2 separate regions of the Mus musculus genome follow, and region 1 is linked to region 2. Evidence: chromatin loops called from intact Hi-C (ENCODE). Cell type or tissue: heart. All regions are shown on one strand. Each heading gives the region's core, and the rest is flanking DNA. Links, peaks and the distances in the headings are about the cores only. Region 1 holds the start of Gm34542 (a long non-coding RNA gene). Region 2 has its middle 57 kb from the start of Gm17619.

What was found. Hi-C counts contacts between places; a loop is a spot of excess contacts. Peaks named below come from ENCODE experiments on the same cell type or tissue, not always from the same donor. Only the 100,000 strongest peaks of a DNase experiment are listed, where the experiment ranks them.
Region 1: it touches region 2 in a loop (2.0-fold over the local background); 4 of 42 quality-filtered maps call a loop at or near these places.

The regions. Positions count from the first base shown.
Region 1 is chr2:170,311,147-170,327,455 of GRCm38, reverse strand. It overlaps Gm34542 (a long non-coding RNA gene), which reads right to left and starts at 8,231. Exons shown (of 3, transcript XR_375322.3): 1 at 7,972-8,231; 2 at 5,565-5,688; 3 at 4,055-4,231. In heart, for the core only: a CTCF peak has its summit at 8,066 (motif pointing right); DNase peaks (open chromatin) are centred at 3,175, 5,185, 8,065 and 10,465; H3K4me3 peaks cover 2,307 bases; H3K27ac peaks cover 3,338 bases.
Region 2 is chr2:170,242,504-170,258,812 of GRCm38, reverse strand. No RefSeq gene overlaps it. Among named protein-coding and RNA genes, the nearest start is that of Gm17619, 57 kb to the right of the region's middle. In heart, for the core only: a CTCF peak has its summit at 7,944 (motif pointing right); a DNase peak (open chromatin) is centred at 5,952.

The DNA of each region.
Region 1 (16,309 bases), core at 3,141-11,140, 69 kb before region 2:
CTCAAACCAACAGAGAGATTTCATCCCACCCCCTGTCATCACAGAAACAACAAGGAATGCTGGCGAGGATGTATGGAGAGAGGAGCCCTCCTGCTCTCGATGGGAATGTGCAGCCCCTGTGGAACAGTATGGGACCCCCCCCCCCCGACACTGACATTAGCAGTACTATCGGAGCCAGCTACACGGCTCCGGGTCATATATCACAAAGATACACGCACATCCAAGTTTACTGCTGCGCTAACTCAAGAAGTTCCCACCGCCTCCTCTCAGCCCTACCTAGCCTGTCTGGCCCTTCCTTCTCTTCCCCCATCCCGTCCCACCCCACTCCTCACTCTAACCACCCTTCCACTCCTCTCTCTTCTGAAACAGTCCTTGCAAAACACCAAATCCATTGTCCTGTGCCCCGAATCAACTTCCGGTTTCACAAGCAATGTAATACAGAAAAGCATCTTCCTACTTAAAATAACGAAATACTGAAAGACAAAGGCACACCATTTATCCCTGCTCTCAGACCATCTGGTGTGCACCTCCTCTTCCTATTCGAGCTGAAGGGAAGTGAGAAGGCTAGGCTGACTCCATGACAGACTTCAGATCGGCAGTTAAGAAGACTGGGCCTAAGAACTGGGCAAGTCCAGCCAAGCCCAAGCAAATCAATTGCTAATAGAAAAAAAAAAAAAAAAAAAAAATCCTGGCTCCATCCTTCGTGCCCCATAATGGTTCCAGAAGCCAAAGCTCATCTACCCTGGAAAACCACGTGCCTTAAATCGAGCCGGTGAGCTCACGTGACTATCCCTCTATTTTGGTAATGGGAGACGCCAGCAGGCTGGACTTCTGCAGAGTAAAACACTCATTGTGTTTACGGACTACCTGATTCCGGGGCTGATTCCGGGGCTGATTCTTCAGAGAATCATGGACCCTTACGGAAGGAGCCGTGTGTTGCTTGTTTGCCTTGGGTGTGTGTCAGGGTCTTTTTAACTGTTCCCCAGGCCTCCACAGCGCAGATGAACTGGGCTCACCTAAGATTCTTTGAAAGAATATTTATTTCTCCTTCACTTTAACAAACAGTGACCCGTGTCTCCTCTGTAGGGGCCGCTCCTTTCTCTAGGTCAGCTACTGAGACCTGCTCCCTGGGCAAGCATTTCCCCTTCAGGTGACTAGGTGCTGGCACCCCGCCCCTACCCCCATAGACGCAGACGCTAAATGTTCCTGCGCAGCCCCCTCGCATCCCTCCGCTCTTGAGCCCCACTGGACAGCAGGCTTCCTGCTTTGTTTTCTGGCTTCTGCAGCATTTCCACTCTCCCGTCCATCTTTCCTAAATCCTTCTGCCGCTGTCCTTCACTCCATTTGCCCCGAGAGGCAGCAGTCCCTGTCAGAGATTCGGATCTTCTCCCTCTACCTGAGCGAGTGTATAGACCCTCCTGGTTGGCACAGCCATAACACCAGGGAGCTTGACGGAGATACTTTTAGGAACCAAGTAATCCCAGAACCTGTGAGGTAGAGGCTGAAAGATGAGTTCAAGGCCAGCCTGGACCACACAAGACCCTGTTTCAAAACAACGATGAAAATGTGATAATAAGTAAAAACCCCGGGGGCATGAACTCTGCCCCTCCAGCACCAAGCAGGATCCCACACATGGCTCCAGCTCTGATGGCTTTCTTAGGATCCAGGAATCTATGCCTAATATTCATTTTTTTAAATTTCTTTATTTTATTTATATGAGTACACTGTAACTGTCTTCAGACACACCAGAAGAGGGCATTAGAATTCATTAAAGACTGTTGTTAACTATTATGTGGTTGCTAGGAATTGAACTCAGGACCTCTGGGAGAGCAGAGAGTGCTCTTAACCGCTGAGCCATCTCTCCAGCCGCCTATGCTTAATATTCTTAAGATCCCCTTTTTTTCCCCATAAGAGCTGCAAGTCTAAATTTGAATGTGAAAGTTCACGTTTCCTTAAGAGTTGAAAATAAATTTAAAAGAAGATTTAATCCCACGTGGTTAATAAAGCACGCTTGTACAGTGGCTCTGCTGCCAAGACATCAGATGTAACTCCTATCTCAGACAAACTCGTCCTTCCTGAAACCTTCCTCTTCTGAATTGTGCCCTGCGAATCCGGAACCAACCTCATGATTCTGCCTGGGGGTTGCTCCAGAATGAATCGCAGCACAACCCTTCCATCCCCACGGCCCTCCCTGAATTGTACCCGTCTCAGAGCATCCTAACTGGCTTTCGTTAGTGCCTAGGGGACACTCCTCCATTCTAGAACACCCTTGCCATTGATACTGTGACAGGAGGGGTGGAGAAGGAGAAAGAGGAAGAGGAGGGGGAGAAGGGAGAAGGGAGAGGGGAGAGGGGAGAGGGAGAAGGAAGGAGGAGGAGGGAGAAGGAGGAAAGAGGAGGGGGAATGAGAGGGGAGGAGGAGGGAGGCAGGAAAAGAGTAGGGAAGGAAAACTACAGTGGAGGAGGAAGAAGGGGAGAAGAGGAAGAAAGGGAGAAAGATAATGAAACCAAGAAGACAAGGAAAGTGGAGAAGGAAGAGGAAGAAGATTGAAGAGAAACGGTGAGAAGGGTACTGGAGAAATGGCTCAGGGGTTAAGAGCACTGGCGGTCCTTCCAGAGGCCCCAGCAACCACATGGTGGCTCGAAACCATCTCTAATGGAACTTGACGCCCTCTTCTGGTGTGTCTGAAGACAGCTACAGTGTACTCGCATACATTAAATAAATAAATAAATAAATAAATAAATAAATAAATAAATAAATAAATAAATAAAATCTTTTGTAAAAATAGTAAGAAACAGTGAAGAGGGAGAAAATGGAGAAGGAAGGAGGAGGAAGTGAGGAAAGGGGAAGAGATGGAAGAGGAGGGGAAGTATCCAAGTCCTCCCAACGAGTCAGTACTCTGTTGTCCCCAAAGCCGTGGTGCCAATCGTGAGCTCCTTCGATTCGATTGATCGAGCGTTATACGTTTTATCCATATTTATCAAATCGGATTTCAGACATCCGGCTTTCATGAAAGAGCACGGTGTCTTCAGCCTCGCTATAACCAAAAGGTTAGGGGCACTTTGCAGTCTTCAGCTTGGAGCCACTTGACTGCCTGGCTGGGAAGGCAGAAGGCAGGTTACAAATCTTGAGGCGCTGACTACAGCTTAGGAGACCAGAGCGCTAAGCCCCGCCCCCAACTCTTCCTTCACTCCAGTCCTGCCTCCCCGTGCTAATCACAGCCGCCTGACAAAGATGCCGCTTCCGACTCGAGCACAAGCTCCACGCGGCCGCCGCCGCACTGCCATGGCTTTCGAGTCACTTCAATCAAAGTGGACTTTCGCCATGCTGAGGGGGGCTTTCCTGAGGCTCAGTAAGTCTCTCCTCAGAGCACTAATGAAGCTGGACTTTGTCTGGACAGCATGTTTGGGTTGAAGACATTGCTTCATGAGGTCGTCTTTTACTTCTTCGGAGCACTGCACTCAGCTCAGAGTCCAAGGGAAGAAGACAGCTCCTGGCAGACAGGCACGCCTCGGTCCCTTGTGCACTGCTTACATTCTTCAAAAGCACAGACACCCAGAAGGAGCACACGCATCTCCCCTCAACTCTTATCCTCGATTGCATGTAATATATATAAAATCCTTGTTTTATGCTGTGATAAGTAGTTACGAAATAAAGCTGCTAAAATGAATAATTAAATGTATTTGGGGGGATGGGGAGGAGATTCGTAGTTAAGAGGAGGCTTGTTGCTCTTGCAGAAGACCAGAGTTCTGTTCCCAGCACCCACATCAGGCAGCTCAGAACCATGGATAGCTTTAGCTCCAGGAGATCAGGTCCCCTCTTCTGGTGTTCTCCGGCACCAGCGACATGTGGTATACACACAGGCACACACACACAAGCATACACACAAATAAAAATAAAGTTTTGTTTTTGTCTTTACAAGAATAAGTTAAAAAGATGTATCTACCTGATTTATATTAAGGCTTTTCAAAGTGGTAAAGTCTACTAGACACCTAGCCGTATCCTGTCTCCCTTCTTTTTTGGTCAGAGAGTAGCAATTGTTGTGTGGAAGGGATTTAAAACTACACGTCACAACCTCCTTTATTAAACAAATAAGAGTGCCATTTAAGAGTCCTCTAGCCCATGAGATGCCAGAAGTGGTTGGTAGGTAGCTTCCCAAACATTTCCTTAGAAGTGAAGGTGGATCCTGTGTAGGTGGCTGCAAACTGGTAGATTCGGCATGTCCCCCTTCCTGTGACATGGAGCAAAAGGAATGATCTTGAACTGTCATCATCTGCCTCCAGAGAGCAAAAAGCAATCTTCCCCAAGCTGCTTGGACCTGCATTTTCCTTTTATACACAACTAAACCGAGTAGTGCTGTTCAAAGCTACTTTGAATAAATGAAGAAGAAAGGGAAGGTAGGTAGGGCTGGAAAAGGAGGAGGAGGAGAGGGAGGAAGGAGAAGAGGATGAAGAGGAAGAGGAGGATGAGGAGGAGGAGGGAGGGAGGGAGGAAGAGGAGGGAAGAGGAGGGGGGAGAAAGAGAAGAAGGGGGAGAAAAAAGAGATTGGGAGGAAAGGGGAGGAGTACAGAGGAGGGGAGGGGAGGAGGGGGTGAAGAGAAGAAGAGGGGGAGGAGGGAAAAGGAGGAGAGGAAGGTCAAGGAGGGGAGGGGAGGAGGAGAGGAGGGGGAGGAGGAGAGAAGGAGGAGGGAAGATCTTTTCTTCCTTGACTAGCCCAATAAATCAGCAAGGTGGAAGGAGGTACTAATTAAGTGATAGCTGTAAGTAAATGATTTTATTCATAGCATCTCAATTTCTTCAGGTGTGCTTTTCACCATTTCTGTCTTTTAGTTCAAATAAACTCCAACATGAAAATCAATCTGCTGTGCATTTAAAGACACCTACACAGAAGGTCTGAATCATTTGCCAGATTTAAGCCCCAAATTTTATTTCCATTTTGGCTGAAAGCAAACTGTTCCTTTTAGGGCTTGGGAGCCTCTCGGTTTCCCACATTGAATGACATTCTAGGTTTTTGTGTAACCTCCTCTGCTCCGCACATTCTAGATAACTGCTACAATCACTAACTTTCTCATAGCCCCACCCCCACCCCTGCTGTGCTGTCTCTGGGGATGTGGCCCTTTCCAGTGGCTGTGGCTGTGGATTATCTGAGTAATTGCTTCAGTTCCTCGCTTGTTTTTGAGCTGAGGGCCAGCCTGACCTCAGGGCCCACTGCAAATGACTCAACAGTCAAAGTGAGAGTTTCGTCACTAAATGTGGCCCTGTTTGCTGTAGCTGTTTTCTCTCTCCCAGATTACTCAAATACCATCTGGCTAAAGTCAAGTTGTCTCAGAACCCACAGAATCTCTACCACGGGCTCTGTAGGACCTCTGAAAACTCAGCCATGTTGCAATCTCCTTTGGAGACTATGCAATGATTGCATGCTGTCAGCCCAGCCTCTCCTTCTGCCTCGCGTCCTCCCAGGACCCTGTTGCCTCCTGCTAACTACTGTGTATGCCTTATCTCCCCACAACCTTTGCTAAGCCAGAAGTCAAACTAGAGGCCACTTTCCCAAGTGCCCCATTTACCTTCTTTTCCTTCTGACAGTTCCAGATAAATCCTCAGCAGACTGTCTTTCCCCATCTAACACAGCTCCACCGTGTCTTTGGGGACTTTGTGACATCACCCAAGAATGTATCCTTAGAAACAAAACTGCAAAACCCAGAACACCAGGAGACAATTAAAGAAATTTTCGATGGTGAGATCACAAGTAGTAGAGACTTCTCCTTAACGGGCAGCAACTTTCACGCACTCAGCACTCTCCTGAGGCAGTTTTGCAAACAAGTTAACAATACCCTTTTCTGACCGCTCAGACCATCTTTAAGACAGAGCCTGTTTTGAATGAACAGTGTACAGAATGTACAGTATGCCACCAGGCTTTGGCGGTCCCCAGGGAAAGATAAAGGAAGATGTGTCCAAGAGGAGCCTTCCTCTTTCTCTTTCTCTTTCCCCTTTTTTCTTCTCTCTCTGGCTCTTTGTGTCTCTCTCTCTCTCTCATTTCATTTCTCCTTTCTCTCTTTCATCTCTCTTTCTTTCTCTCTTTTCTCCATCCTTTCCTCTCTTTTCCTATTTCTTCCTCCCTCTCTCAAATTCTGTCTTTTATCTCGCTCATTTCTTTCTCCCTTTCCTCTTTCTCATTTCTTCTTTCTCGCTTTCCTCATTTTCCATTTTCCCTTCCTCTCTCTTTTCCTTTTTCTCTCTTCCTCCCTCTCTCGCATTCTGTCTTTTCTTTTCTCTCTCTCATTTCTTTCTCCCTTTCCTCTTTCTCATTTCTTCTTTCTCGCTTTCCTCATTTTCCTTTTTCCCTTCCTCTCTCTTTTCCTTTTTCTCTCTTCCTCCCTCTCTCGCATTCTGTCTTTTCTTTTCTCTCTCTCATTTCTTTCTCCCTTTCCTCTTTCTCATTTCTTCTTTCTCGCTTTCCTCATTTTCCTTTTTCCCTTCCTCTCTCTTTTCCTTTTTCTCTCTTCCTCCCTCTCTCGCATTCTGTCTTTTCTTTTCTCTCTCTCATTTCTTTCTCCCTTTCCTCTTTCTCATTTCTTCTTTCTCGCTTTCCTCATTTTCCTTTTTCCTTTCCTCTCTCTTTTCCTTTTTCTCTCTTCCTCCCTCTCTCGCATTCTGTCTTTTCTTTTCTCTCTCTCATTTCTTTCTCCCTTTCCTCTTTCTCATTTCTTCTTTCTCGCTTTCCTCATTTTCCTTTTTCCTTTCCTCTCTCTTTTCCTTTTTCTCTCTTCCTCCCTCTCTCTCATTCTGTCTTTTCTCTCTTTCCTCTCATTCTCCGCTCTTCCTGTTGCACAGCTGCAGATGGACCAGGAGACCCCAAGTGTGTCCAATCACCGGCCCCACCTGAGCCACACCTTCATCTTTACTATTACTACTAACACCGCACCAAGTGTCAAAATTGAGCTCACTCTATATGTAGCCCAGGCAAGCCTTGACCTTGCGCGCCTCCTGCCTCAGCCTCTGGCGTAGTAGGGATTAACCAAAGCCACTTGAGATTTTCTTCAGTCAATAAATCCTTACTGTATATGATGGCAACACACTCCTGAGTCCAGTACTTAGGAAACTGGAGGAGGAGAATTGCCATGAGTTTGACGCTAGCTTGGCCTACCTAATGAGTATTCGTCTCTAAATAAATACATAAAGAAGTCTTATCAGTGCCTCTCCCAGCAAGCCCTGCATGGGGCCTCAATGCTGTGGTGGGTGGGGATTCTGGTTGGCTATTGCTAATAATATACCCAGAACCTAAGTCCAACACACTAGCTGCTGGAGCAGTATTCTCAACCTTCTTACAGTAAATGTTAAGGTGATACCCCCCCACACACACACACACGCACCATAAATGCATTTCATTGTTACTTCATAGCTGCAATTTTGCTACTGTTATGAATAACAACGTAAAAATGTCTGATATGCAGAAAAGTGGGGGATCGTGACCCCCAGGTTGAGAACCGCTGTGCTAGACACGTGTTACTACCTGGAAGTGATTGTATAGTCATGAAAGTGAAAATGCCATTTCTTCACTTGTATAGCCTTTCTTTTCCGTGTTGGTTGGAGTTATTATGTCGGATAGGACAAAGAATGTTCCTACCAGCCTAGATTCTCTGCATGGCGCTGGAATCAACAGTCAGATTCCAGCGGACATTCCTGGATTCCTTCTGCTGGGTCACTCAGTGCGGCTTTCTCCAAACCTTTGTCTTGTAGGATTGGAGAAGTTAGCACGTTTTCCTCGCCCCCCGCCTCCCGCCCCTCCCTCCTCCCTCTCTCCCCATCCCTCCCCTTCTCCTCTGACCCTCTCCCACCGTCTATCAAACCCAACGAAGAAGAGAAAAACAACCTAAGTGATTTCACTGATTGTCACTCAGTCCACCACCAACGCCAAAAAAAAAAAAAAAAAAAAAAAAAAAAAAAAAAAAAAAAAAAAAAAGCAGGACTGACTTTAGTTCCGCGTTTCCGTTCCCGTCATGCACCAGAGCCCGTGTGCACCAGGGAAGGTTGCTAGCACGGTCCTCGCCCCCAGCAAGCTGCCTTCATCTCCCCAGCAGAGGGCAACTGCGTTTCAGCTTCCTGATGGAGAGTGTTTACACCGCCGTTGCTGGGGGGTGGGGTTTAAAGATGGAGTGGGCGTGTGTGTGTGTGTGTGTGTGTGTGTGTGTGTGTGTGTGTGTGCGCGCGCGCGCTTCCAGTGATACTCTGCGTATTGAACGGCAATGCAGGGTACCAGATAATTCTGGCTATCTGAAGGGCAAGCCGTGGGAGCTTGGCGAGCAAAGTCCTACTTCACAGGAAATTCACGCCTGGCATTCCAGGACAGCACAGGGACCTGGCCCAGGGACTCTGCAGACCCTGTTCTGTGGTACTCTTATTAAGGAGGGAGTGTCAAGTCAAGCTGGAGACAACCAGGCAGCACTTACGGCCTCAGAGACAGACACAGATGCCCTTTCTTGGGATCAGACTGGGTCTGGAGGGCAGGCCTGTCAACAGCTGGACAACTTATTCACTTCTGCCAGGCCACAGCATGGCGGTGGCTATACAAGAGGACATGCCAGGGACTAAAGGGGCTACAATATTCACGAGCTCCTCTCTGAAGACCTGCACTAGCCCATCTCCCTTCCCCAGTGGCTCTGTCTCGGTCATCATCTCCCTCAACAAGACTCTCAGCACAAGGATATGAAGACAGACAGGTACCTGGGAAGGTGGGAGAGGGAAGAAGAGAAGAAGGAAGACTATGTAGGTGACATACACATATTCAGGTGACACGGAACTAATTATGTTGTAACTAAAAAGAAAATTCAAAGCAAATCAAGGATATATCTGATATCCTTAAAACACATATCCAGAAGGGCTGGGGACTTTGATACCAAAGTCAGACTCACATCTGTAATCATATTACCCGGTAGACTGAGACAGGGAAACTGAATTCAAACCCAGCCTGAGCTATATAGAGTGTGATTCTGTCTTGGGGAAAAAGAAAGCAAAATAACATAAAATTTAATATACATGAAAAGAAAGCTGGCTGAAGAAACAAGCTCAAAGCCCTGGATCCTGTCCTGATGTCCAAGAAAATAAAGTCTCAAAGACCTGGAGAAACGACCAAAGGTTAAGAGCACTGGCCGCTCTCGAAGACTAAAGGCTCATTTCCCACAATCTACTCTATGGGTAACAAGTGTCTATAATTCCAGTTCCAAAGGATCTGATGCCCTCTTCTGGCCTCCATAGGCCCTAGGAACACCTATGGTGTACACAAATATATGCAAGCAAAATATTCATACGCATACAACTAAAAGAACATTTACTAAAGATGTAGCAAGACAGCACCGGGCACAGCTGGATATGGGGATTCATCGCTTTTGACTTCGAGCAGTTGGCTTGGGTGGGTCTCCTCTCTAAGTCAGCCCCTGCTGGCTTCACCTTGATGCCCCCTTATTTTTAAACCCCTGTTCATCTAGACAGGACTAATGTGTGGCCAGGCCTTGGGCTCAACACTTTGGCTTCTTTCTGCAGAAATCTTTCAGGATCACCAAGAACTGCTAAGTCCATGTGAACCCAAAGAAACTGAAAGTCTTCCCACACAATTCCTGGCAGTGTGTCTGAGATAAGTAGAACCTTGTGACAGTGAAACAGTGCAAAATAGAACTCTGTGTGTGTGTGTGTGTGTGGTGTGTGTGTGTGTGTGTGTGTGTGTGTGTGTGTGAGTGTGTGTGTGTGTGTGTATGAGAGTGTGTGTGTGTGTGTGTGTGTGTGTACATGAGTGTGGTGGTTTGAAGAGCTTTGACCCTCATAGACTCATGCGTTTAAATGGTTGGTCCACAGGGAGTGGCACCGTTAGGAGGTGTGTCTTTGTTGAAGTATGTATGACCTTGTTGGAGGAAGTGTGGGGAAGGGCTTTGATGTTCTATGCTCAAGCTCTGCCCTGTGCAGAAGAGGCAGTCTTCTCCTGGCTGCCTTCAGATCAGGATATAGAACTCTTGGTTCCTCCAGCACCACATCTACCTGCATGCTTCCCACCATGGTGAGAATGGACTGAATTTCTGAACCTGTAAGCCAGCCCCAATTAAATGTTGTCCTTTATAAGAGTTGCTTTGGTCATGGTATCTCTTCACAGACATTAAACTCTCCCTCTCCCTCTCCCTCTCCCTCTCCCTCTCCCTCTCCCTCTCCCTCTCCCACTCCCTCTCCCTCCCCCTCCCCCTCCGCCTCCCCCTCCCCCTCCTCCCTCTCTCTCTGTGTAAGAGAGAGAGAGAAATGGACACAGTGTGTATAGGGTTGTGTATTCACCATGGCCCTCTCTCATGCTGAGTAGTTCCAATCAGCAGCATGCGTGACTGAGGCACACATCAGATGCTGCTGTGACATTTCCGTTTTCACCCTTCCTCTTCTGCTTCTGTACTGCCTGTCACGTTCCCAAACACAGGACAACACTTGGGGCATCTGATTCCACTAGTGACAGTGACATCATGGTCTGCAAAGGGACAGGGTGTCCACATGTCACCCAGGAATGCAGCAGAGTCACAGAGAAGTGTCACAGAACATAAATGAGGAACATCCAGGTAGAAGTAGACACCGAGTACAGGGGGGAACCACTGGATTCTTTTAAAATGTCAGTATCATAAGCAGCAGAGGACAGAGCAGTGGGACCTCCAGAGTCCAGGAGCACACAGGCAGTCCAAGCTTGAGAGGCTGGATGCCACAGGTAATGAAAGGTGTCTCCACACAGACAGGTTCTCCACCCGGCTCGTGTATGTGTGACTTTAGCATAAGTGCAGGCTTACCTTCAAAGCTAGAACAGCTACCGTCAGCATCCCCTCGCTTTGTCACACTCTGGAGAGAGCAGCTCCTGACTCATCGTGACATGTAGTCAAATGAAGAGCCCATATTTGCATCCAAGACAACTCATCAGTACAGAGTCAAGCATCTCTGTCCCTGAGTATTTGCGTAAGTCACCCGAGGTCCAAGAGGCTGGCTGTAAGTTTCCAGATAGCGCAGCCACAAACTTCCCTTGTCAATGCAATTAATCTGATTCTCTTCACTTTAGTCTCAGGCAGACTTTTCAGACAAGGGCAAAAAGTAGCCACATTCTTCACCAAAATACCACAAAAACTGTCTTTATGCCACATTCTGAAATTCTTCTCCTTTGAAATCTCTTAGGCCAGGTCAACACAGTTCAAATACTCCCAGCAACAAAGTCTTCCATATTCCTACTAGGAATTGATGACCCATTAATCTCCATTTAAAGCATTCCACTGTGTTGCAAATCCAAAGTCACCAAATCCACATTCTTTCAAAGGAAAGCATGGTCAGGTCTATCACAGCAATACTGGTACCAACTTCTGCCTTATTTAGGGTTTTACTGCTGTGAACAGACAGCATGACCAAGGCAACTCTCATAAAAACAATATTTCATTGGGGCTGGCTTACAGGTTCAGAGGTTCATTCCATTATCATCAAGGTGGGAGCATGGCAGTATCCAGGAAGGCATGGCGCAGGAGGATGATACCCAGTGGCTCTCAGTTCTTCTGTTTCTTCAACTGGAAGATCTCCCCTACTAACTGCACAAGCCCTGACCCTTCACACTGCTCTTTCGTAGCTTGGAAGTGCTTACCCAGTCTTCCATAGCTGTTTGTCTCTGCACTTCGGGCCTAGCCCATTTGCCCTAGCTCTCTAGGTACTATAGGAGAGCAGGACTAACCTAGAGCAGAGGAGCACTAACCTGTAGGAGAGGAGCACTAACCTATAGGAGAGGAGCACTAACCTATAGGAGAGGAGCACTGACCTATAGGAGAGGAGCACTTACCTATAGCAAAGGAGCACTAACCTACAGGAGAGGAGCACTAACTACATTGTCATTCCAACATGGGTGCTCCCTCTTGGAAAACATGTGTTCTTCAAGGGCAGGGCCCTCCAGAGAACAGCTCCCAACCCACTGGGTTCTGATGCTTCCTGTCCCCTCTGTCACCTGGAAGACTGTTCCCCACTGGTGCTAAATGGTTCATGTCCTTTGGCACATTCTCAGTTCTCACTGCTCTGGGGAGCTCTTTCTAGCTCACTCTTCTTTTCTTTGGTGTATTTTCCTCCGAGAACATATTTCTATCTGGGCATGTGTGTGTGTGCATGCACACACACACACACACACACACACACAGAGGCTACAGAGGGAGCAGCAGATAGGAGCGAATATTTCAGAATCTCATCCCACCACCACTGGGCACCCACATCCCTGAAAACCCCTTAAAAGCCAGGAATTTGTATCTTTCTCAGCACTGTACCCCAGCTCCTGAAGCCAAGCCTGACTTATTAGGTGTTGAGTAGTTATTTTTATTTTTGTTTCCAGATGAGTCTCGGGTAGCCCAAGCTAACCTGAAATTTAAATCTGTAGCTAAGGATGACCTTGAACTCCTGGTCCCCCTGCATCTCCGTCCCGTGTGGGATTACACGCATGCACCACCACGCTTTAGTCATGCAGTTCTGGGCATCACATCCAGTCTGTGCCTACTAGGCAAGCACTCTACCAACTGATGGCCCCAGATGGCCTATACTTCTTGAACAAACGAGCAGAGGTGGATGCATAGTTGGTGCTCCGAAAATGCACAGATAGGAAGACCAGTGTTGGGAGGTTTCACCTGACCCAATTCAAGACCCAGTACAAAGCTACACATGATTGACAGAGCGTTGCTAGCACAGGAAAGATCAGAAAGAGACAACCAGACACAGTCAAGTTTGCTGTTAATTTAATTTTTTAAAGTTAGCGAGTCTTTTCAACAAGACCCTGAAACAACTGGATGTCCACGTGCAAAGACAGGACTCAGCTGAAAGTGATGCGTGAACTTGAAACACTGGTAGAACCAACAACAACTAGAAAACCCATGAGAGAAGCCACAGGAAAACAACCCTGGAACTTTGGATCACTCACATTTTTTCCTATAATTCAAAATCACTACAAAATTTAGTAAATACATAAAACAATCATAAAAATTAAAAATTTTCATCTTCAAAGCTCTCCTCCACTAAGAAAATGAAAAGCATTGGGTGTTATACATGCTGTAATTTCAGCGCTTAAAGCTGGGGACGGGGACTGTGAGCTGGAGAACATCTTGAGATGTACTAGTAATAGTAAGGCCCTGGTAGGCAAGGAGGGAGGGAGGGAGGGAGGGAGGGAGGGAGGGAGCGAGGGAGGGAGCGAGGGAGGGAGCGAGGGAGGGAGGGAAGAAGGGGGAGGGAGGAAAGAAGGGATGGAAGGAAAGAGGGAGGGAGATGGGGGAGGAATGAGGGAGGGAGGGACAAAGAAGGAAGGGAGGGAGGGAGGAAAGGAGAAAGGAGGGAGGGAACAGGGAGGAGAAGAGGACAGAAGGGAGGGAGGAAGGGAGAAATAGACAGAAAAACAAAGGAAAACCATGGAACACAGACTAAAGAAAAGGGTTTTTATTTTAAATATAGTTACTAAATTAATCCTGGGACCCAGGAGACTCAGGTGGAAGGATCATGAGTCTGAGACTAGCTCAGGCCACACAGAAAGGTGCTGTCTCAAAACAACAAGCAAAAGCAAAACAAAGCAAAAAACCCCCAAAACAGTTATAAAAAGCTGCTCATGGCAGAATAAAAAGAAGACATTGTTTTTAACTGAGTAAAGTATTTGAACGGACACATTTACACAGAGAGACAGTAGATCACCAACCAAGCAACGAGTAGTTATTCAAAGTCACCGCCAGTCGCCAGTCGTTAGGGGCATGCAAACGAGAATGCACAATGAAAGGTCACTGCACACAGTAGGACAGCTAACCATTACTGATGGCGCCAGCTGTTGGTAAAGACAGCTGGAGATTCTCACAATGCTTACAGGAGCACAAAACAGTTTGGCTAATTTTTTTTATTCTTTTTTTTTTTTTTTTTGTCACAAAAAAGTGTTTTATACAGTGAGACATACACTTAGCATGTGATCCACCAAGCCCATTCCTAGGAGTTATCCAGAAAAGGTAAAGACACGTCTACAAACACGTGGACTCAACCGTCCACAAGTGCTTTGTTCACAGGGAACAGTAGCAAGAGTGCGAATCTCCATCGTTTGACTAAATAAAGCACAGGTCTGCTTGACCACAGAAGACTGCTCGCCAATGCCAGGCAAGACTCTGGGACAGCCTGTGAGTCCATCTATCGGAAATCCTAGAACAGGCAAAATCATGATGACATAGCACATGGGCCAGTGTCACAGCTGTGGGATGGTTTTAACGCCCAGGCATCCGTCGAGACTCAAAACAAAGCTTAGCCCTGACAAACTGATTTCTCAATAAAACACACCCCTGCTGGGCTGTGGCAGGCATATATTCCTGTCTCTTTATTTTCTCCTCCAGACAAACTCAGCCACTCAGTAGCTGTTGCCGCAAGTCTTTGCCCACATTCTTGCTGAGTAGCTGGGTCATCTTAACCTCCTGTGATGTCACCTGAGAACATAATAATGACTAACGTCGATGCCCTGACGAAACTGCTTACCTCACCCGTGAAATGGGATCATAACAGTGCCTGCTTCCTGGGCTTGTCTGGGGAGGGTGAAAGGACGTGGCTGACAAACAGGTTCCTTGTCTCATGCTCTTTGAACATTAGTCAGCTCTATGGCGGTCACAAGTCAGGCCATTATTTACATGCCTGCCTGGGATGAACTCGTCCATCCAAGGCTATTCCTCTCCAACCACCTACAATGGACCCTCTTCTTCCATCCGTCTCACAGATGAAGAAGAGGAAGGTCAGAGAGATGGTAAGGCTTAGAGGACACACTGTGGCTAACTGGCTGGAGTAGGGATTCCTGTCCAGACCCTCCTGAAGATATGGCCAGGATGCTACTGGAGCCTTCTCTTTCCCAGTTCTTATTCTTGATCCACCAAGGAGTCACTTCCTGTCTTCATTAGAACCTTCAGTGACCTCTCTGCCCCCCAAGTCCTCCATGATCTCTATGGCACACCCCTTATCAATGTCTTGCTAAAAGCACGTGGGAGGTGTGGGAGGCACTCCTGACTGAGGCTCTGCAGGCCACTCTCTTCTTCCCTTCCTGAGATGCTTTTTTTGCAGCAGGTGCCTACTCTGGCATTGTACACCTGGCATTTTTCCTGATTCTCCACATACAGTGACCTAGTTGTGTCTAACCTGTTACCCTGTGGGTTACTGTTGCCACAATAAAATCAAACACCTACCTGAAACATGATGACAATTTTCTTTTGTAACTTGACTTGGAACTTTGTAGACAATCTTATCATGTAGCATGCTGCCTGATAGACACCCCTTCCTCTCCCACCTCCCTATCTTCTACCCGCCTCATCTGTGCAAAGAACCTAAGGTCCCTGCAAGTAAGACCTGCATCCCCGGGACTGAGATGATGTCCGTGCTACTGATGTGGTCATTCACGCTTAGAGGGAGCTCATAGGAGCCTAGGGCTCAACACTTGTGGGTTTTTTGTGTTTTGTTTTTTGGGGTTTTTTGGATGAGGAAACCCAGAGAGGCAAATGTCACCCACAGGTTTACATGACTAATTGAGATAAAGCCATAAAACAAGCACTGCATTCTCACAGGTCCCCATCAAGTAGTGACATCAACAGAAGTCACTCTCAAAGGGATACATGGAACGCCCACTTACTGCGACTCCTGTGGTTCCAGATTCAACATGCCATTACAGCCAACAGTAGTGTGTTGTGTGTGTGTGTGTCCCAACTCTCTTATTTGTTTCATTTATTTTGAGACACTGTCTCTTATATGTAACACAGGCTACTTTGAATGTGCTGTGTAGCTGAGGCTTAAATTTCTTATCCTTAAATTGTAAGCCACATGGGACAGCAAGTGTTTGTCACCAGGTCTGGTGTATGCCACGCTGAGGACTGAACCTGGGATTTGTGCATGTCATGCAAGCAACACTATCAACTGAGCCACATCCCCAGTTCCCTGTTCTGCTCAATTTAAACACTGAAAACACTTTATGACTCTTAAATCTTGTTTTGGCATCTCTTCACAGCTGTTTCCTTTGCCACCAGGAGCCTCCTGGAGTAGGTGTGCTTTGATCCCTGCCAATATCTGTGCAATCCAGGGCCCTGCACCTGCTTAGCCTTGGTCTCCCTGTAAGTCAGTTCCATGTCCTTTGCTTCCCAGGGCACCACTAGCCCTCTGGAAAGCTGAAGGGGGAAAGACAGTCTTCAAAGAACAGGCTGGAACAGAACATGACAGTTATGCAACCAGCTTACAAATCTGTCTCTAGCGTCTCGTGACAGCTCAGCCCTGTTCCTGTCTGCATACTGTTCTG
Region 2 (16,309 bases), core at 3,258-11,257:
GGCCCTCAGAGAACTCGAAAGGTATGTCCCCACCTGACCCTGTTGCTACAGAAAGCAGGGGACTCCAATGACACTCACAAGGGAACCGCAGCGACCATCCCCAGCTGGTCCACATACAAGCATCTCGCCCTGCAGAGCTGCAGGACTTGGCTTTGCTGAGTCCAGCTTTCCTCTCCCGGGACGCTGGGGGTGGAGGAGGCAGCGGGATACCTCCCTGAGTCAGCAGGAAGAAGAGGAGGTCCGTGGGGACCTTCCGAGGAAGTCAGACCCCACACAGGAAATGGTGAATCAGGATGCTGGCATCAGGCCACTCAGAGCCCGTGAATCCCTCGCGGTGGGGGGGGGGGGGGGGGTAGGGGAATCATTCAGAGCTCAGTAGTGACCCGGAAGAAGGAAAAACCCTGAGGTAAAGACCTTAAGTTAATCCCTTGGATCGGGGAGCAGATGGGGTCCATGCAGCATGGGTCTTCTGTGCTAGGTATGTGTGGGATCAGACAGACACAGAAATATATTTCATTATATATAATGCAAATATCATATGTGTATATTTCTTGCCCTGGTTTAGAATGCAGTGTTTTCCCTAAAATCAACTCAATCTGACTTTTCTCCCAGAAATCAGATGAGAAGGAGAAAACAGGGTTTGAATGAGACTGGCCTCAGCAGGCTCAGGCTCGAACGCTTGGGCCCCAGTTGGCAGAACTGTTTTTGGAGGATGTGGCCTTGTTGGAGGAGGTGTGGCCTTTGTTGGGGGAGGTGTGGCCTTTGTAGGAGGAGGTGTGGCCTTGTAGGAGGAGGTGTGGCCTTTGTTGGAGGAGGTGTGGCCTTGTTGGAGGAGGTGTGGCCTTTGTTGGAGGAGGTGTGGCCTTGTTGGAGGAGGTGTGGCCTTTGTTGGAGGGGGTATGGCCTTGTTGGAGGAGGTGTGGCCTTTGTTGGAGGAGGTGTGGCCTTGTTGGAGGAGGTGGGTCCCTGGGGACGGGTTTGAGGTTTTGAAGGACTGACACCATTCCTAGTGTGCTCTCAGGGTTCTCCGCTTTCCCTGCCACACTGCCTTTGCTTTACCCGGTGCTCTAACCTCTCTGAAATTCTGAGCCCAATTAAATTCTCTTATAAATTTCCTTGGTCATGGTGTGTTGGCACTATTTCTTTTTTTTTATTATTTTTATTTTTTAGCTATATTATTTGGATTCTTATCTTTACCTCCCTTCCAGTCATTATCCCTTCTAACACCCCAATATCAGGCAGCAGGGAAAGAAGGTTAGAGCGGGAGAGGACGTGGACCTCTTTAAACTACTTCCTGCTGATTAGGGGCGTTGAGTTCCTTAGGGCAAGTCCAATCTTCGTCTCCTCAGGATATCTCCAATTTCTTCTTGTCTCCTTTCTCTAGACCACTGGCGACAGCAAGACCAAAAGCAGGAACCAGCAGGAGGGACAGCCATGCCTTCTTCTTCAGAACACACACACACACACACACACACGGCCTTCTGGGGCTGGGGCATTTATACCCTCTCCAGAGCACTCAGGAGGCAAATAGTCTGCTGCTGAGGATAGTCGGAAGCAGTCCCACATCCACGCCTCGGATTAAAACAAAAACATTCACATAACATAACTGGGGTTGTTTGTTTGGCCGGGGGGGGGGGGGGGGGATGTTTGAGACAGGGTTTCTCTGTATAGCCTTGGCTGTCCTGGAACTCACTCTGTAGACCAGGCTGGCCTCGAACTCAAGAAATCCTCCTGCCTCTGCCTCCCAAGTGCTGGGATTAAAGGTGTGTGCCGCCACTGCCTGCCTCCATAACTGGGTTTTTAAAGAAACCCAGACTCTCACTACAATGGTGTCCTTTCACAGAAATAGAAAGACAACTAAGTTTGTATGAGGCTAAGGAAAGTTTTTCAGTGGATAAAGTGCTTGCCTGAGAACCTGTGGGTAACTGAGTCAGCTTTGTGAGTTCACAAGGAACAGATGAAGTCTTCAGCGAATATGTGTTATCAACAGGGACCCAGTGCCCTAGACTCAAGGAATTGGCAAACCTTCCTCTGGCCCCTGTTCAGATGTTGACAGTGTATTGAAAACATGACCTAGGTCTCTCCTCAGACATTTACAGCCTGGAACTTCTCCCCTAGAGAGAGCTCCCCAACTAACCCCTTCTCTTCATGGTGTGCATCGTAAAGGCCCTGAGGAGCTGTGAGGGTCCCATTGCTGCCCCATCAGAACCAGCTTGGCCACCCAGACCCAGCATTTCTGGATGAGTGTGTCTGTGTGTCTGTGTGTCTGTATATAGCTATATGGGTGAGCTCTGCTCCTGACTGAGAGATCCTGCTTCACTAAAGGAGGAGGTAGAGCCATATAGAATGACCAGTCAGCCTCTCCACAAGCTTATCCACCCTCAGGCATGCACACTCACACCTCATGCGTGTTCACAAACTTGCAGACACTTGCATCACACACACATGCATCACACGCATGCATCACACATGCATCACACATATGCACCACACACATGCATGACACACATGTATCACACATGCATCACACATATGCACCACACACATGCATGACACACATGTATCACACACATGCATGCATCACACATGCATGCATCACATGCATGCGTCACACATGCATGCATCACAGGCGCATGCATCACACATGCATCACACATGCATCACATGCATCGTGCATGCATCACACATGCATCACACACGTGTATCACACACACATGTACCACACATGCATCACATGCATCACACACATGCATCACACATGCATGCATCACACACATGCATGATATACACATGCATGATACACACACATGGATGACATGCACATATAGAAATACAAAAAAAAAAAAAAAAAAGCAAAAAGAAGTTTGGGCATTTTGATTTTCCTCCCCAAACTCCAATCTGTGAGGCCGCCATTGATGACTTTACTGTACAGATGAAACGCTTATCTGTAGTCCTGCCTATGCCAGCACTTCAGTCTGGGACTATTCTTTCAAAGTTCAAAGTTTAAGAGAATACTGAGTTCTAAAAAGTACTTACTTTCTTTAAAGACAAATTCTCACATAACTGCAGGCAGACTTTGAACTCCTATGTAGCCACAAATGACCTGAACCTAACTCCACCTCCCAAGTGCTGAGTATAAAACCAGCATGCTTGGTTTCTGTGGTGCAGGGGATGAAGCCCAGGGCTTCCCACCTGCCTTTATTTACAAGTAATTTCAAATAATTATGTAGTATTTGTTTGTGTGTGTGTTTGTTTGTTTAGCCAGGATCTCATTATGTAACTCTGGCTTGCCCTGAAATTCACAGTAAGCTAGCTGCACGTTCTTGCCTCTGCATCTTCCCCCTGAGTGCAGAGATTAAAAGAATGAGCCACCACACCCAGCCAAGGTTGAACCATATTAAAGCCTAAAGTTTAGACTGTAAAGTCATCTCTATGATTCACCAGAAAAGGCAGTTCCTGCTAAACTTGATAACCCGAGTTTGATCCACAGAACCCACAGAGTAAAAGGAGAGACCTGACTACTGCAAGTTGTCCTCTGACCAAGACACACACACACACCTAAACTAAGTTGGAACAATTCAGGTATAATACTACACACAGAGAGAGACTTAAAATAACCAAGGAGATGGGGGTTGGTTGTTTGGTTGGGTTTCCTTGAGACAGTTGATGATAACAGACTGAGGGGTACTTAAATTCTTCATCCTCCAGGACAGCCAGGACGAGACAGAGAAACCCTGTCCCGAAATCCAACAACCACAGTCTTTTGTACTCTGGTGTCTATTGCAACACCATGTATAAGACCCCGAATATGGAGAAATAGGCTACGTATCTATCACTAGATGGACAGGTGAACCACATGTGACATACACCCGCAATGGAAAGGACTCCTGATCCCTGCTACAGAATGTGTGAATCTAAGATTGTCACGCCAAATAAAATCATACAGGAATTTATTACTGGTGTTTTGAGGAGTTCCAGCATTAAAAAGAAAAAAAAAAGATTTTAAAAACAGATTATTGGTGACCCCAGCCTGTCTTAGTCAGCATTGCTATTGCTGTGATGAAACGCCGTGACTAAAGCAACCCGGGGAGGAGAGGGCTTATTTGGCTCACACATCCATGAAACTGAAGTCTGTTAGCAGCTAGACCTATGTAGAAAGACTCTCTCTCTCTCTCTTTCTCTCTCTCTCATCACAAAAAAATCTAAATAATAATACTATCAAAATATAAACATTGTAAGCCAGTTTCAATTATATATTTGTCTCCTGTTCAGATGTATCCAGAAAGAAGCTAGGAAAATTCTGCTAGCAAGGAGTTCAACTGTCTCCGGGAGTTAGCCCATTCATTACAATAACCGGATAAGCCCGAGATGGCAGGTATCATCTCATTGCAGGATGGGGCTGGGTAAATCCTCAGTGGTTCAAAGCATCTATTGCTCTTGCAGAGGATCCAGGTTCTGTTCCCAACCCCGACAACAGGCAGCTCACAACTGCCTGCAACTACCGCCGTCAACTCTTCTGTACTTCAGGGACAAAGCACATATGCAAATACAGCCACCCACACAGAGACATGCTCCTATAAACATTTAAAAGAAAAAAAGGGGAAACGACCATCTGCTAACGGGCAAGCATTCTGAAATCTACGTCCAGCCTCCTGAGTCTATGCTGCCATTTGAACAATGCAGGAGTCCACTCTAGAAAGCCGCCCTTGGTCATGAGCTGCAAGCCCACACAGGTCAATCCTGCAGCCCAGGGCAGAGCCCAGCTGTTTCCTGGACAGCGCATCCATCTTTGCTCTAGGATACATGAAGCTGTGCTGTAAGGCTAGCTCCAGCCCAATCCTGACAAGGACTAGTTTTGACTAGAAATTCACTATCTGATCTCCATCTTCAGTTCCTAACAGAGGCCTGTCTCTGTGTGCACTCTAGTTTGTTGATCTCACTGGTAAGTTATGAATCACCACGTTGTCATATTGTCACAGGAACCCTATCAGAAGGCCATAAACCAGTTGGGTAGGCTGACACATGCCTATAATCCCAGCACTTTGGGAGGTGTATGTCTGTGTGTGTCTCTGTGTGTGTGTGTGTGTGTGTGTGTGTGTGTGTGTGTGTGTGTGAGAGAGAGAGAGAGAGAGAGAGAGAGTTTTAGTCAGGGTCTCCCTTATTTAGCCTCAAACTCACAATGTAGACCAGGCTAGCCTGAAACTCAGAAACCCACCTGCCACAGCCTCCCTAGTGCTAGGTTTAAAGGCGTGGGCCACCACACCCGGCCTAAATTTTTTTTAAGTGAACTGCATCTTGCTTTTTGCTGTCTCGAATCCTTACTGGCCCTCTCTCCTTCCACCATAGAATGCTAAGCAGGAAGACCCTCAACGGGTGCCCTTCTGTGCCCTTCCACCTCCCAGCCCCAGATCCATGAGCCAATACATTTGTTTCTGTTCTTTATAAGTCACTCAGTCTCTTACAGGATCATAACACACAAGTAGGCCTGGTATAATCACAGGCTCCCAGTGAGTGCCTGCTCAGCTCTGGGGGAAACAGAGCCAGAGATCCCAGCACTTGGGAGATGTGTGTCTGGGATACGGAGGTTTAGGTGAGAGAAGGGCCAGACATGGAGACAACCAGAGAGGTCTAAAGCTGGGAATGGAAGTGAGGCAGCTTCCCCCCAACATCCAATAGACATCAGCCCCAAGTCTTGAACGAAGCGCAGTGAGGCCCACTCTGGCCTCTAGAAAACACTAAGTTTCGGTCAATTCCTTTCCTTCTTTCTCATCCTTCCTTCCTCTGCTTCACTACAGACCAGAGTCTGGGGGACACAGGCAAAAATATACAGGTTCTCGTGTCCCAGGACAAAGAACTACACCAGAGACCTGCGGTTAGTGACAGAAACAGAAAAGGTTTATCAAGAAAAGGGAAGTGCTCCGGAGAGAGGCAGGCAGACTCTCAAAAGCACTGGAGCCCGAGTCACGTGACCTTCGGAAGATCATTTGTACAGCAGCTGCCTTCCCCCATGGTTAGATTGAGAAGACACGCTCTGTTGCAAGTAGCCCACGTGGAGAAGGGTTTTAGTCTTTCTCTGTCGAATGGCTTGCATCTACCATATGTTAACCTTGAAGCCTCTCTTTCTATAGCCCTACTTTACAGTCACGCAAGCGCACAGACACACACACACACACACACACACACACAGACACACTTTTCTTCCCTCCCCTTAACCCCACCTCACAACTGTCCTTTCACTTTGGGAACAAGCCCTAGAGCACTGACCTCATAAATGTGTTCTCTACCTCCACGACTAAACTCTACTCCCAGCTCCCAGCCCAGAACAGTGTAACAGTGTAGACAGCTGATGCATCTGGGATTTTGGTCCTCACAGCTCTGTTCTATTCACCCCCACACTTTGCATAAGAAATGTGCTGGGTTGCAGTTGAGAACTAACTCTCAAGGGCCCGGACTTAGAAAATGGCTAAACTCTTTCCCTGTGCCTTTGGTTACTCATGGATGCTCTCCTTGGTCCCCCACTCTCCTTCTGCTCGGCACCCCACTTCCTGAAGCAATACTCAGTGGTGGACACCATTTACCATCATGCCTTTGTGTACTGAGATTCTCTCCTATTCTCTGATATATCCAAGAATTCATTTTTAATTATGCATTGTGTGTGTGTCTCTGTGTGTACATGTGTGCTGGAACCCTAAGAGATCACAGGAGGGCACCACATCCCCTGGAGCTAAAATTACAAGCTGTATGATAGAAACTTATGAGGATATCTGCACAGATTAAAACTGATAAGGCTCCCACACATGTATCCAATAAGATGAAGCAATTCTTTGTAATATGTACAGTATAAAACATAATGCTGGTATATCACACAATCCCACAGGGCAAGCAATTGTAGAAAGAGCCAATCATACCATAAAAGAGATGCTTATTAAACAAAAAGGAAGAGTAAAAATCCCCAGGGACAGACTAAATAATGCTTTGTTAACTCTAAATTTTCTTAATATTGGTTAAAAAAAGAAAAAAAGGAACAACAGCAACGCTGGGTTATCTGAGGAACTAGGCTAACTCACGTACTATAAGGATGTGTTGGTATTAGAATGGAAGCACGCAATCGTTTTAAGATGGGGACATGGTTATGCTCATGTATCTATGGGGAATGAAAAAAAATATGGCTACCAAGAAAACTTAAAAAGATTAGATCTGACCAGGGAAACCCTCCTATCAGCTAAGACATGAATGTCTTCCCAAAGCAAATAGCCTAGGTGACTCACTCTCACAGACTGTCTCAGTCTGTCTCTCCAAAATATATATCCACATCAACTTCAGAAGAGCAAGCCCAAATGGTTGATCACACAGAGACTAAACATAGACTTAACAGACAACACAGGGACTGGACAGAAAAAGATATAGCTAGCTTTCCTGGAATTTGGCCAATATTCTGATTTTCATAGGGTACCCAGAAAATATCTTTGTCTCCAGACAAGTAATTTTAAGACATGACCTGCCCTTTTCCCAGAAAGTGGGATAGATGTTTTTGGTCATTTGATGTGCTATGACTGTTATCATCTAGAGTGGTTTTTATTCCTTATAGTCAAGGAGGACACAAAATAAAGTTTAAATCAGGGATCTCTCTCCTCTATCTAATAATGGAGGGAAAGAGGGGAAAGGGGAAAAATAATGACAAATAAATAAATATAATAAATAAAAATACTAATCTTAAATATTTTACCTTGGCATAGATTAATACATCTTGATAGAGACTTAACGTTGTTTTGTCTATTATTTGATACGTTGTACATAAGCAGCTCATTTAAAATATGATATAAAGTTCTAGTTTCATGGTTCTCATAATTATGCCTATTATCTGTAGGTTTTTGTGGTTTTTTTTTTTTTTAAGATTTATTTATTTTATATGAGTACACTGTCACTGTCTTCAGGTCCACCAGAAGAGGGCATCAGATCCCATTACAGATGGTTATGAACCACCATGTGGTTGCTGGGATTTGAACTCCACACCTTTGGAAGAGCAGTCAGTGTTCTTAACCACTGAGCCATCTCTCCAGCCTTACCTGTAGATTGCTAGTGTTATAGAAAAAGGTTTTAAAAAAAAAAAAAAAAGAGAGGGCTGGTGAGATGGCTCAGTGGGTAAGAGCACCCGACTGCTCTTCCGAAGGTCAGGAGTTCAAATCCCAGCAACCACATGGTGGCTCATAACCATCTGTAACGAGATCTGACTCCCTCTTCTGGAGTGTCTGAGGACAGCTACAGTGTACTTACAATAAATAAATAAATAAATCTTTTAAAAAAAAAAAAAAAGAAAGGGCTGGTGAGATGGCTCAGTGGGTAAGAGCACCCGACTGCTCTTCCGAAGGTCAGGAGTTCAAATCCCAGCAACCACATGGTGGCTCATAACCATCTGTAACGAGATCTGACTCCCTCTTCTGGAGTGTCTGAGGACAGCTACAGTGTACTTACAATAAATAAATAAATAAATCTTTTAAAAAAAAAAAAAAAAAAAAAAAAAAAAGAAAAAGGTTTTTTTTTGTTTTTGTTTTTGTTTTTTGGGTTTTTTTGAAGCAGAAAGGGAGATGTGAAGTGGAAATTTCTGGTTTCTTTAACAACTCAGTTGTGCCACATGATGTTTTCCTGGAAGCTGTCTCGTGAGAGGGCATGTGATGTTTTGCTGGAAACAGACCCTTGAGAGGTCGCATGGTGCTTAGAAAGAGTATGAATAGACCCACAGACAGTGAGAGGACACTCTTGCATTGCTAGGTCATGCAACGATTTGCCGGTCTTTGCTCATCTTCTTCGTCGGTCTTCACTTCGAAGACAGAAATGTACCAAGAACTTCTTGTGGTATTTCTGCTGGCTCTGACTGATTCCGCCGACTCATACCAATTCCACAGAGCCTTGCTGTTTCTGCTGGATCCTGGATCGGGCCACCACTACTGATCTGTATTTAGTGTTTGGTGTTGAACTGGCATGCTGGTATCCTGACAACAAAGAGCGGAGTCACTGCAAGAAACTACTTCTAAACATGTCCACAACCCCCCTTTCTTACTAACCTTTTTTTCTTGCCTCTGGTTGGTGGATTAGAAAAGAGGTTTAACCATTTAAAAACTCTAAATAAAGTAGGTTTTGAAAAAAAACAAAACAAAACTAAGCCTACGGGAACTGAACTCTGGTTCCCTGCAAGAGGAACAAGTGCTCCTAACCACTGAGCCATCTCATCAGCCCCTGAGATAGTGAAGACCCACTGGGTTGCACACAATGACTTCACTAAGTGAGCAGATGCAAGCATTACATAACTTGTAAAGCTCCGTCTCAGGAATACAGCGAGACCTGAGGAGGAACCAAAGCAAGGAAAGAGAAGGGTTAAAAAGGACTCACTTGCCGGGAGGTGGTGGCGCACACCTTTAATCCCAGCACTTGGGAGGCAGAGGCAGGCAGATTTCTGAGTTCAAGGCCAGCCTGGTCTACAAAGTGAGTTCCAGGACAGCCAGGAATACACAGAGAAACCCTGTCTCAAAAAAAAAAAAAAAAAAAAAAAAAAAAAAAGAATCACTTGGCAGGTCCCTGCTGCTCACTCTGCCTCTCTTCATCCCTGCCCTGTCCTTCCTGCAACATGCATGGACCAACTCTCTACCACAGCATTGTCTTGGTGACAAACATCTGCCCCTCTGCCCCAGACTTACATACTACAGCCTTGGTCATACAAAGACAGAGAGACTGGCAATCCTTTAGGCAGATTCCATTCTCCCGAAAAAGGAGAATCCAGTGCACTAGCTCCCAGCATCCGTCAGCCATCGACAGCAAGGCAGAGCCATGGAGAACAAACACAGAATCTAAGAATGACTTCTTTTGAGACCGTAGACCTGGGCCAAGCAGGGGAGGGTGGAAGAAACTCATGAGTAGGGCTGATCATCTGATGGTGAATCTCTTAAGTGTATTTCCCTCCTTGTAAGAGGGGCAGTGAGATTGGGACTGGAGACGTAAGTCGGGAGCTTGCCAAATATTCATGAGGTCCCAGATCCTAACCCAGCACCATAAATAATAATCATAATCAGCATCATGACAATAATAAAACATCAAGTTCCTTCCATGGAGAAGGCTTGTCAGCAAGCTTGCTTCCCTGTGGTCATCCCTTTTCCTGGGAAACATTCCTGGATCCCCCAGGATCCCTCAAGATGACAAGGTTCCCAAGGGATTCAGCAACCCGACCTTCCCTGCACTTCTTCCTTGGCCCCTGAAATGCTGGCAATATCCCCACTAAAAATCATCTCTACAACAGACGTCCATTTTCAAATTGTGGGCTGCCTACTTCATTTAAATTGCTTTCTGTTCTACCTTCCTCGGAGCCCACAGGCATCTCTTGCAGACCAGGATCTTGTGCTCCTTGCCAGCCCTGTATGTCTGGCTCGAATTAAACTTGTGACCACCTAGTGGCCTCACAGAACTTCCCAGGAACTGCCGTCTGTCCATCACCCACTGCAGGCAGCAATAACGGATGTCGGAGTCCACACCAGTTCCTGGTAAATTTTCTTATTCCTTCCAGCCCTTCCCATGAGGCTTCAGGGACCGCTGGGAATCCTGAGTCTCTCATACAAATATTTGATCTCCCAGACATTTCACCAGTGGGTCTTCCGTCGTCAGCACTGAGTCAGCAGAGTGTCCAGAATAGATCAAAGACAGCCCCACAGTCTGTCATCGAAGACCTCCTGAGTTGCTCTGACTCAACCGGGATGCTATGAATTTTGTCCCTAAGACAGGAAAGGTGGTTGCCCAGATTGTTCTGTGTTTCATTTTTTTTAAAAAATAAGAACAGAAAAGATCTGCTAGGATCATAATCTAAGACATCAAGCATAGGGGAGCCCTCAGGAGCACTTCAAAGCAGTTAGCGAGGTGTGGTCATGTTTTTCTGCACCAGCTGGGAGGGATTCTGAGTCAGAGCTCCTGGATGTGTAACCAGGGTGGCAGAGCAATAAGAGTTACAGCTGGGATTCGAATGTAGGCTGGTGACTCATAGCCTAGAGGGTTCATCTCTATACTGAACCAGGAAGCTGCTTTCTTCTTCTTCTTCTTCTTCTTCTTCTTCTTCTTCTTCTTCTTCTTCTTCTTCTTCTTCTTCTTCTTCTTCTTCTTCTTCTTCTTCTTCTTCTTCTCCTTCTCCTTCTCCTTCTCCTTCTCCTTCTCCTTCTCCTTCTCCTTCTCCTTCTCCTTCTCCTTCTCCTTCTCCTTTTTCTTCTTCATCTTCTTCTTCTTCCTCCTCCTCCTCTTCCTCCTCCTCCTCCTCCTTCTTCTTCCTCTTCCTCCTCCTCCTCCTCCTTCTTCTTCCTCTTCCTCCTCCTCCTCTTCCTCCTTCTCCCTCTCCCTCTTCCTCTTCTTCCTCCTCTTGCTCCTCCTCTTCTTCCTCCTCCTCCACTTCTTCTTCCCCCTTTTGTTCCTCCTCTTCTTGCTCCTCCTTCTCTTGCTCCTCCTCCTCCTCCTTTTTCTCCTCCTCCTCCACCACTGCCACCACCATCATCATTCAAAAGGCCAGGAAGTGAATATCTCAGTTAGAGGGACCACACAGCCACACAGTGTGGGCCATGTAAACACTATATATCAATGGGTGAGGCCCTCTTCAAATACAATTTTGATAACAAAACAGGCAATAGAAATATCTAGTCCTAATCCCAGCATTTAGGAGACAGAGGCAGGAGGATCTCTATGAGTTCCAGGGCAGCATAGTATATATAGTAAGTTCCAGACCAGCCAGGGCTATACAGTGAAACACTGGAAGGAGTTGGAGGGTGGGGAGATAGAGGACAGACAGATGGACAGACAGGCAGAAAAAATTGGAGAAGGGAAGACAGACAGACACAGATCCTGTTCATTACCACAAAGCTATAAAAACAGGGAAAGGGGCTGCACAAACAGGGGAAGCAGGCACTGGGGCTGGGACTGTGTGTCAGGTTCTCAGAGGAATGACAGCTTGCTGAATGCTGCTGTTAGGGAGCTGGGGAAAGAGCATCCATGAGAAGAACAGGGAGATGCCAGGAAGGCTCAAAGAGGAGAGAACAGGGCTGCGGATGGAGAGTCATTGGTGCAGTTGGTAATTTCCAGGAGAGCCAGAGAGTGCTAACAGGGGCTTCATCTGCACAGCCAGCCTGCTTAGCCAACAAGCTATGAAGATGTAAATGAAAGCAGGGTCCTCGCCTCCCCAAGTTACTTCCTCTGGTTAAGGTGTCTATCACAGCACCAGGAAGGCAAACCAGGGCGCCCTCCTATGTCTTCTTGTCCCCTGAAAGGAAAAAGGAGTTTGTAACCAAAACAAAAAGCACAGAACTGCTCCTGAACCGTGCCATAGTTCAGTTTAAGTCACTGTCTTGACTCTGGGTGATACTGGGGTGACAGATAACGGTGCATCATTTGTCAATGCCTAAAGCTAAGAGGACGGAAAAGAAATCCTACAGGCATCCCCAACTTCCGAGTTCTCCGGCTTCCATGTTTCACGATGCCACTCTCACCCGCCAAATGATCGGGTATCCGGAGATGTGTCTCCTGACATCAGCCCCCACTCCCACGCTGGTGAGTCAGAACACTAAATTCATGAAGACAAATTTGATTAAGCTTCACGCTGTGGTGACCAACAGCTATTTTTCTTGAGGCATTGAATCCAAACCTCTCGGGTGTGGGGACGAATGAGCCAGGCATTGCTGGGCCAAGTCAGGGCAGGGCTTGAAGTATAAGTCTCAGCACAAGCAGAGAGCTCCTTGGTTAATCTTTTATTCAGGCACAGGTCCAGGGGCATCACTGATTAAATTTTTTTATTTGGGCACAGGCATTGTTTTAAGGGGTAATTACAGACAATCCATATACAGGCATGCCTGGGCAGCTTCTAAGAGGAAAACTTTAGACCAAATTCTGGATCCCAAAGAGATCCTCCCATTGATATGTTAATCATCTCCTGTGTGCCAGCCTGCTGCGAAGAGATACTTACTGGAACAAAGGAGAAGCCTGTGGGAGAATAAAGCGGGGTAAGTGGTCTCAGACTGTAACCCCTATCGATATTGACAGGAGCTGGAGGAATTCTGACCCATTCATGGGTTTAAAGGGACAATCAAGCAGGGTATGGTGGCTCATGCTTGTAATCTAGCCATTGAGGGGACCTGAGGTAAGAGGATTGCCAAAAGTTCCAGGCCAGCCTGGGTATTTAGTATTAAGACCCTACCTCAGGAGGGGGGAAAAATGAGGCTGGAGAGATGGCTTAGCTAAAAAGAGTGTGTACTTACTGTTCCTGCAAAGGACCTGAGTCCTGCACCCAGCACACAGCACACAGCACCCACCGCACTGCCTGTAACTCCAGCTCCAGGTGACCTATTTAGGCATATTCACATACACAGAAACACAAATACATATAAATAACAAGAAGGAGAAGGAGGAGGAGGAACAGGAGAAGGAGGGAGAGGAGGAAGAGGAAGAGAAGGAGGAGGAGGAGGAGAAATAATAAAGGTCCATTATGAATGACTCTATCTGGAATCAACTGGCATTTCCACTCCATGCTCTTAGCACACACAGCACAAACATTTGGGCATTATCATTCCACAGAAAGGCAACCCTTGCACAGGAAACAAATAAAAGCCACCTGCCTATAAATCAAACTGACTACAATCAAATACTGGTCACCTGCCTGTGACTACATTCCCAGAGTTAATGATGAATTCACAGATTGTGTGTGTGTGTGTGTGTGTGTGTGTGTGTGTGCGCGCGCGCGCGCGCGCCCTCACACAACTGTGGTGTGGGGGATTGAACCTGGGGCCTCTTGCATGCTAAGCAAGCACTCTGCCACTAAGCTATATATCCCAGCCCTTAATAATTGACTCAGAGAGTTCATATACGGCTTTAACATATACCAGGCATCATACTAGGATCAGAGGATAAATACTAAAGTGAATGTGTTTGGCAAGGAGTTTATATTTCTAGGGGTAAAGAATCAATAAATCATTTTCTAAATAATAATAAATTGGATTTTGTGGAGTACCACAAAAAAAAAAAAAAGGTCCTAAAAAGGAGGAGAGGCAAGCCAGGCATAGTGACACATACCTTTGATCCCTGTACATACCTTTGATCCCTGTAGAGCCAGGTGGATATTTGAGGCCAGCCTGGTCTACATAATGAGACCTTGTCTCTAAGAAGGGAGGGAGCCAAGAGCTAAATGGGCCACAGAAAGGTCTTTCTAAGGAAGTTAGATATACACAGGAAGATGCTCAGACTAGCACTGGGTAGCCTACAGGGCAGCTTCCTTCCCATCTAGGAGAGGAGGCACGTCATGCCTGAACTCAGAAGTTTTCCCAGTGTAAGCTGGACATAGTAATTCATTCCTGTGATTTCAGCATTCAGGAGGCAGAGACAGGGAGATTACTGAAAGCACAAGGCCAGCCTGGTCTACAGAGTGAGCCTGGGGCCAGCCAGGAAACGTAGCAAGATCCTGTTGCAAAAGGAAAACCAAGAATTGAAAAAAACAGGCTGGAGATGTAGTTCAGTTGGCAGAATATTTCCTAACACGCATGATGCCCTGGGTCCAAGTCTCAGTAAAAAAAAAAAAAAAAACCAGAAACAAAAAACAAACGAGACGTAGTGGAAATGGACATAACCATCTGGAGAAGCAGAGGCAGGCAGCAGAAACCCAAGCTTAAAACCCAAGCTCATTTGAGCTGCATAGCAACTTAGAGGCTAGCCTTGGAGACATGAGAATGTACAACAGTGGTTCTCAACCTTTCTAAAGCAGTTCCTCACGCTGTTGGGACCCCCAACCATAAAATGACTTACATTGCTCATAACTGTAATTCTGCTACTGTTATGAATCACAATGTAAATCTCTGATATGCAAGGTATCTGACATGCAGCCCCCATGGGAGTTGAGACCCACAGGCTGAGAATGGCTCCCCTGAGGAATGAAGGGGAGGGGAGGGGAGGGGGGAGGGCAGGAGGGACAGAATGTTGTTGTCCAGCATCTAGATTATGCTGGGTGAAATCGTGTCTTACCAGCGCCAAGACCCAGTAATACAGGTCCATGTGATCAATGACAGTTCATGAAAAGCTGATGAAGGGTTGATTAAGCTAGCTCAGTGGATAAAAGAGCTTGCTACCAGGCCCAGTGATCTGAGTTTGAGACGTGGAACCCAGAGGGTAGAAGGAGAGAACCACTTCCAAAGGTTATCCTCTGACTCCCACGGGTGTGCCGTAGCACGTATATAACACACACGCATGTGCGTGTGCACACAGACACATGCATACACAAACACACACACAGACAGACACATACACATACAAACATACACACATACACAAACACACACAGACACAAAGACACACATACACACACACAAACACACACACACATACACATACAAACACAGACACACACATACACATACAAACATACACACATACACAAACACACACAGACACAAAGACACACATACACACACACAAACACACACACACATACACATACAAACACAGACACACACATACACATACAAACATACACACATACACAAACACAAAGACACGCATACACACACACATCATGTGAATGCATAACTTAAAAGAAATCTTGAGTCATGAAAAATTGCTTACATTAGGCTCCCAATCTTTATTATTTTTTTCTTCTCCTGTCTTTTATTTTAAGTTTTGGTTCCTGTGCCATTTTTAGAAATCATGTCGATCACAAGAAGATAGAATTCAGAACGGTTATTTTATTGCTATTGTGCTTGATTTTTTTTTTCGACAGATATTTATTATGTGGACCAAGCTCTCCTCAAACTTGCAGAGGTCTACCTGCCTCTGCCTCCCAGCTACTGAGATTGAAATTATAGGCTACCGTGCTGGCTTAGAGTATCATTTTTTTTAAGATTTATTTATTTTATGTATATGAGTACACGGTAGCTGTACAGATGGTTTTGAGCCATTGTGTGGTTGCTGGGAATTGAACTCAGGACCTCTGCTCATTCTGGCCCAAAGATTTATTTATTATTATGTGTAAGTACACTGTAACTGTCTTCAGCCACACCAGAAGAGGGTGTCAGATCCCATTACAGATGGTTGTGAGCCACCATGTGGTTGCTGGGATTTGAACTCAGGACCTTTGGAAGAACAGTCAGTGCTCTCAACCACTGAGCGGTCTCTCCAGTCCCCTAGAGTATCATTTTAAAATCACAACCGAGGAAGCATCTTTTGGAGACTGCGAGGCTGACCCAAGTGCAGCTCCATTGCTGCAGGATCGTTGTCAGGACAGGCCAGTGTGCCCAGAGCTGTCTCCAGGTCG